Linked DNA regions of Homo sapiens: region 1 is linked to region 2. Evidence: chromatin loops called from intact Hi-C (ENCODE). Cell type or tissue: heart right ventricle. All regions are shown on one strand. Links, peaks and the distances in the headings refer to the core of each region. The heading gives the core; the rest is flanking DNA. Region 1 overlaps LOC107985239 (a long non-coding RNA gene). Region 2 overlaps GS1-204I12.4 (a long non-coding RNA gene).

Region 1 (2,918 bases), core at 222-2,721, 170 kb after region 2:
TCCTTTTCCTGTTGGCCCCAAGATTTCATCACTGAGTTTAATCTCTTCCTCATGACCTGTCACCTTCTCTAGCACACGGTTTATGTTCTCCATCTCTCTCCTCCTCTCCTGATCTATTTGACTCTCCCATCTCTTTCCCATAGTGGTTTCCAGCCCACCTAATGAGTGACCCTTGAAGATAAATTCAGACATAAAGATGTTAAAAGATTTAACTTGCCAGCTCCATCAACCCTGAAAACTACATCTCCAGCCCTTCCTCCCTCCCATTTTCCTATATCTTTTGTGCCTGAAAGCCATATTAAAATCAAAGTTATCTTTCCTCTAAAACCAGATTTATTCTGGATGATTTCTCTCTTTCTGTTCTTAGTACCATCATTCTTCTGCTCACAGAAGAATGTGAGCTGTTCATCCATTCTCACAAAGGTCAGCATACCAGCCTCCTTTTCACTCGTTTTCAACCCAAGGACTTCACAAAAGCTGTTCCCTTTGCCTGGACAGTTCTTACTTTCCTTCATTCCTGCCTCACTCCAACTCATCCCTCAAGTTTCACTGTCAGTATCCCCAAAACCCTTCCTAATTGCTTATTACGCCAGTTTCCATTTCTCTGATAGCACGTATTACCATTATAACCTAAATCAAGCTTGTCCAACCCACGGCCCAGGATGGCTTTGAATGCGGCCTAACACAAATTTGTGAACTTTGTTTAAACATTATGAGGTGGTTTTTTTTCTTTTTTTTGTTTTTTTGCTCACTAGCTATCATTAGTGTATTTTATGTATGGCCCAAGACAATTCTTATTCTCCCAGTGTGGCCCAGGGAAGCCAAAAGATTGAACATCCGGATCTAAATATTGACTTGTGGAATTACATGTAGGATGTTGGTAAACCACACCTCCCAGTACAGTAGGCACGAGCCACATGACACTGTTGAGCACTTAACATGTAGCGAATCCAAACTGAGATGTATTATAAGTGCAAAACACATACAAAATTTTGAAGACTTAGTACAATAAAAAGAATGTAAACTATCTCAATAACTTTTACACTGATTACATGTCATAATACTTTAGCTATATTGTTAAATAAAATATGTTATTAAAATTAATTTTACCTGCTTCTTTTCGCTTTTAAAAATGTATTTCTAGAACATTTTAAGTTATAATATGCACTCCCATTATATTTCTACTGGACAGGGCTGTTGTAGACCTTAAGCCCCACGAGGACAAAGCCATTTTGTTCATGACTGTAATCACAGCTACATTAGCACAGGGCCTGGCACATAGTAACTGGATTGGGGACTATATTTTGAAAGAATAAGTTTTTCTAGACACCTGGGATTTAAATCTAGGATTCTCAGGCCAGGGATGGTGGCGAACACCTGTAACCCCAGCACTTTGTGAGGCCCGGGAGTTTGAGACCAGCCTGGACAACATGGCAAAACCCTATCTCTACAAAAAATTAAAAAATCAGCCAGGCATGGTGGCACACATCTGTAGTCCCAGCTACTTGGGAGGCTGAGGTGGGAGTATGACTTGAGCCTAGGAGGCGGAGGTTGCAGTAAGCCAAGATCACACCACTGCTCTCCAGCCTGGGCAACAGCGAGACCCTGTCTCAAAAAAGTAAAAGTAAATGAATAAATAAGTCTAGGATTCTACTTTTTAGAAAAAGAGTAACCAAGGATAAACCATTAAGATGAGGGAGTCAGCAGCTCCCCTCTCCAGCAGTTCGTGCTGTCTGCTTGCCATGGGCATCAGAGCTTCTCTCAGCCTGGGAGACTTCGTTGTGGGACAAGGTCTAAACAGGCTCAGACAGTTTGTCACTGGCTTACATTGATAGCATATCCATCTGAAAGTACTCAACAACTAGGTTTACCTTTCAAATTATGGACAATGCTGGAACAGAAAATAATAAAAGAATCTACATAGCAAGAAAGGATTTAAGGGCAATTCATTTGATCTAAGTCATTTTCACAAATATGATCTCATGAGTAATAGCTCATTTGCTTTTCTCAACCCTTAGTATCAGAAAATTCCTAACCTGAATTCATCATAAGGCAAAACATTTAACATGTGGGAAAACATTTAAATGTGGGAAAGAATAGAGTGTCTAAGAAGTCTAGTGATGTCCTGAAAGACCATTCTTCTTCCACATTATTTGGCTCACTCACATTCACAGACATGACCATCACTGTGAAGTGACTCAGCAATTTCAAGTATCTGTATTGCATTACACCAAGTTCCCATGGTTGGCATTAATAGCACATTGCTTGAGGAAGGAAGAAGCCAAGCTGTCCTGTGATCCTGAAGACTAATCCCACAAGAGAAGCACTGGTTAGTCACAGACAAGAGCACAGGGAATAGAAGCTGTTCAACCACATGTATCAGGTGACAACTGGAAGAGAGTTGCTGAGAGCTGGGATGCCGAGAAGGCAATCTAACACAAAGACTCTTAACACAAACATCCATTTCATCTGAAGCATCAACCACTCCTTACTTGGCAGTATCACTGCCTTCCCCAATGACAATAGGAACAAAAAACATCACTTTAATGAGGTTTACAGAGGCAGAGAAAGCTACCACTCCCTCTTTCTTTCCTCATGTTTCAAAATCCACAGAGCTGAGAGACAACCAGATGGTATAGCCTCAGAAGTGTCACAGTCAGCCTTAAGCTTTCTCAAGAACACAGAAATAGTACTGGGCTAGAAATGAGAAGTTGGGATTCCTATCCCTCCTATTAGGTATTAGTTTGAAAATCACTGAGTTGACATGCGTTAGGCCTGTTGTTCCCAGTGTTGCCTTGTGACTCTGCTCACAGCAAATGACTTAAACAGCAACAGCCATATGACAGGATACTCAGCTTCCCTGTGGCTGAGGCTCCTTTTGTTACAAGAAAGTCTTGGAGGAACACAAGATCCAACAG
Region 2 (2,918 bases), core at 144-2,643:
GCCTGGCCAACATGGTAAAACCCTGTCTCTACAAAAAATACAAAAAATTAACTGAGTGTGGTGGTGCACACCTGTAACCCCAGCTACCCAGGGGGCTGAGGCAGGAGAAGCACGTGAACCCAGGAGGTGGAGGTTACAGTGAGCTGAGATCATGCCACTGCACTCCAGCCTGGGTAACAGAATAAGACTCTGTTCTGTCTTGAAAGAGGAAGGGAAGGGATGGGAAGGGAAGGGACGGGAAGTGACAGGAAGGGAAGGGAAGGGAAAGGACAGGAAAGGAAGGGAAGGGAAGGGAAGGGAATGGAAGGGAAAGGAAGGGAAGGGAAGGCAAAAAAAAAGAAGAAATAAGTCTTGGGCAGTCTCACAGGAAAGGCTCTCTAGTTTTTTGGCTATCTCCACCTTGATATCTGTCCCTTTTGCTTTTTTTTCCTCTTAAATAACCTTCCTACCTGAGGTCTTCCATAAAATGTTTCATAGGGCAGATAAATTGCAAAAATCATATTATCTATTAGCATGAAGAAATACAGGGTACATATTATGTATAAGTAAGTAAAACAATTGACTAATTTAATTTATTCAAGGCTGAGCTCTTGCAATCTACTTCTACCCTAAGCCAATTTAAGTACCTTCTTTTAGTTCTACTACTGCTAAAGTACTAAGTGTTTATCTAGTCTCTCCAGAATAAACATTGAATTTCAGGCCCAATTTGTACCCTAGTCATCTCAACATGTTCTTCCAGAGGTATTCCTCTCAGTTAGTTCTTTTCCTTTGGGGGTTTGCAGCTCACAGACATTTTTCCTAAACTACTTCAATGGTAGATTTTTAAAAAATATATGTTCTTTTCAGCCTTCAGTAATAGGGTTGAGTCAAATGGCTTCTGCCTTTTCCCATAACACTCCCATCTTTAAACAAAATATCCTACTTGAAGATTTCTGCTTTCACAAACTTTCCATTTGTTCTTTCTCAATCAACTCCTAGATTTTGTCCTGAGGGCCTCTTCATGATTTCAAGTTGTATGTGACAGTAGCTTTATCAAAGCCCACATTTATTAGGTCGGTGCAAAAGTAATTGTGCCTTGTTGCCATTGAAATAGCAAACACCGCAATTACTTTTGCACCAACCTACTACATCAGAAGAGGATCCTGCCTTCTTTGACAATTCTCCCACACTGTGGAGATAGGAATTTTTATTACAGTCTTAAGACGAGTAGAATTGTCTGAATAATTTGAAGGACATAAAATAAAAAATCTAGTGTTGATTTTTAAATTTTTTTAAATGATGGGGAAGAGGATAGAAGAAAGCTTTAATAACATTGGATAAAAGAAAACAGAGGTAAAAAAAGTATTAAAATGAGGGTGATGTCCTTTTGAGATTAGAAAACCTTGGAACAAGAGGAAGAAATCAACTATAGTTCCAATAAGCTTTTTCTTTAAAAAAGCATTATACGGTAGGCAATGTATGAGATTCAAATGGAATAAAACAGACACATAGAATTATTTGTGATTTTTTTTTTTAAAAAAAGCTATTTTAACAAGTAGCTTAAGAGTACTTCAACTTCACCAATGGAGGCAAGTGAGAAGAAAGGCAACCATAAAAGTCAAGCTCAATTCTGCCATCTACTGCCTGGCAGCAAAACCATGCGTGGGGAGACCTGAGTCTATTCCAGTACCCAAGGTCATTGCTAGGGCACTGACACCCATTTAGAGAAAGATGGGATGAAAGCCACTGAGATTATATCCCAGAGATGCAGCAAGGTTTCCATCAACAAATACAGACACTGGGTTTGATTTAACCCTGTTAATAATTAGACCAACTCAGGGTTTCTAATATGGTGTATGTATAACTAATTATAGTCCACCCCTTTTTAAAACTTCAACACTATTGAAGTAAAAGCTCAATTTATATAGCCCTTTTGAATACTCAACAACATTATGGAAACACAGCTGCCCCTATTTTAGTTTTCTCAGTATCTCTTGGACCTGAAAGTGACAAACTATGTCCTCTTTATTCATTCTTCAAGGGAAGATGGATCTTTAGATGTCAGAGTAGGAGGTGAGGAACAGTGTTCCAGCGTTTCTGTGCTCTATTCTTCTTAAACAGTTTTGTCAATAAAGGACAAAATAATAGAGAACATAATTTGAAAGACTGTGTGGTTTTGCCTCCCTAAAAAAAGAAATGAATTTCATATTAAACTATTCCTCAAGTCATATTTTGACAACAAAACTCAGAGCATATTTTATTTGTAGTCAACAATAATAGCTCGTGTTCATATATAAGAAAAAAAAAGGGATCACATTTTCTATCTGTAGATTCCTAGTTCTGATAGAAGGAACATGAGAAACTTCAGCCTAGTAATTCTGCAATGATGATGTGTTGATAATTTCTTGTCAGTTGCCTAAACTTTAAAGTAAAAAACAAGCATTTTGAAAAGATTGATTCAACTTAGGAAGCCGTGGTGGGAAAATCACTTGAGCTCAAGTGTTCAAGACCAGCCTGGGCAACATAGGTAAGACCTATCTATAAAAAAAGAAAAAAAAAATGAAAATAAAAGATTGATTGGAAAAGTAGTGATTATAAGCCCAGGCTTGTAGTCAGCAAAGTATGACTTCTGATTTCTGGCTCTATTGCTTATGAATTGTTCAACCTTGTCAAGCCTTAGTTTCCTTCTCTGTAAAAACCTCCCCTATAGGATTACTATAAGAATTATAAGATCACATATGTAAAGAATTTAGAATAGGGCCAGCACAAAACAAACCTTCAATAAATAATAATCATTATTGGTATTTTTATAATCAGTTAGACTTCTACTTTTGATAGTTATAACCATAACCCCATACTTTTCACAATACTTTATGACATCCAAAAAATGCTTATATTAGCTCATTTAATTTTGTTTAATCCTCACAACCACCTCTGAA

The links. Hi-C counts contacts between places; a loop is a spot of excess contacts. Peaks named below come from ENCODE experiments on the same cell type or tissue, not always from the same donor. Only the 100,000 strongest peaks of a DNase experiment are listed, where the experiment ranks them.
Region 1: it touches region 2 in a loop (2.1-fold over the local background); 4 of 110 quality-filtered maps call a loop at or near these places.

Annotation. Positions count from the first base shown.
Region 1 is chr1:185,483,637-185,486,554 of GRCh38, reverse strand. The region is part of intron 1 of LOC107985239 (a long non-coding RNA gene); the gene reads right to left. Among named protein-coding and RNA genes, the nearest start is that of LINC01350, 140 kb to the left of the region's middle. In heart right ventricle, for the core only: no CTCF peak of the experiment used is centred there; no DNase peak of the experiment used is centred there; H3K27ac peaks cover 1,096 bases.
Region 2 is chr1:185,651,261-185,654,178 of GRCh38, reverse strand. The region is part of intron 1 of GS1-204I12.4 (a long non-coding RNA gene); the gene reads right to left. All of the region lies in intron 1 of LOC107985239 (a long non-coding RNA gene), which reads right to left. Among named protein-coding and RNA genes, the nearest start is that of GS1-204I12.4, 6.2 kb to the right of the region's middle. In heart right ventricle, for the core only: CTCF peaks have their summits at 1,434 and 1,638 (motif pointing left); no DNase peak of the experiment used is centred there; H3K27ac peaks cover 690 bases.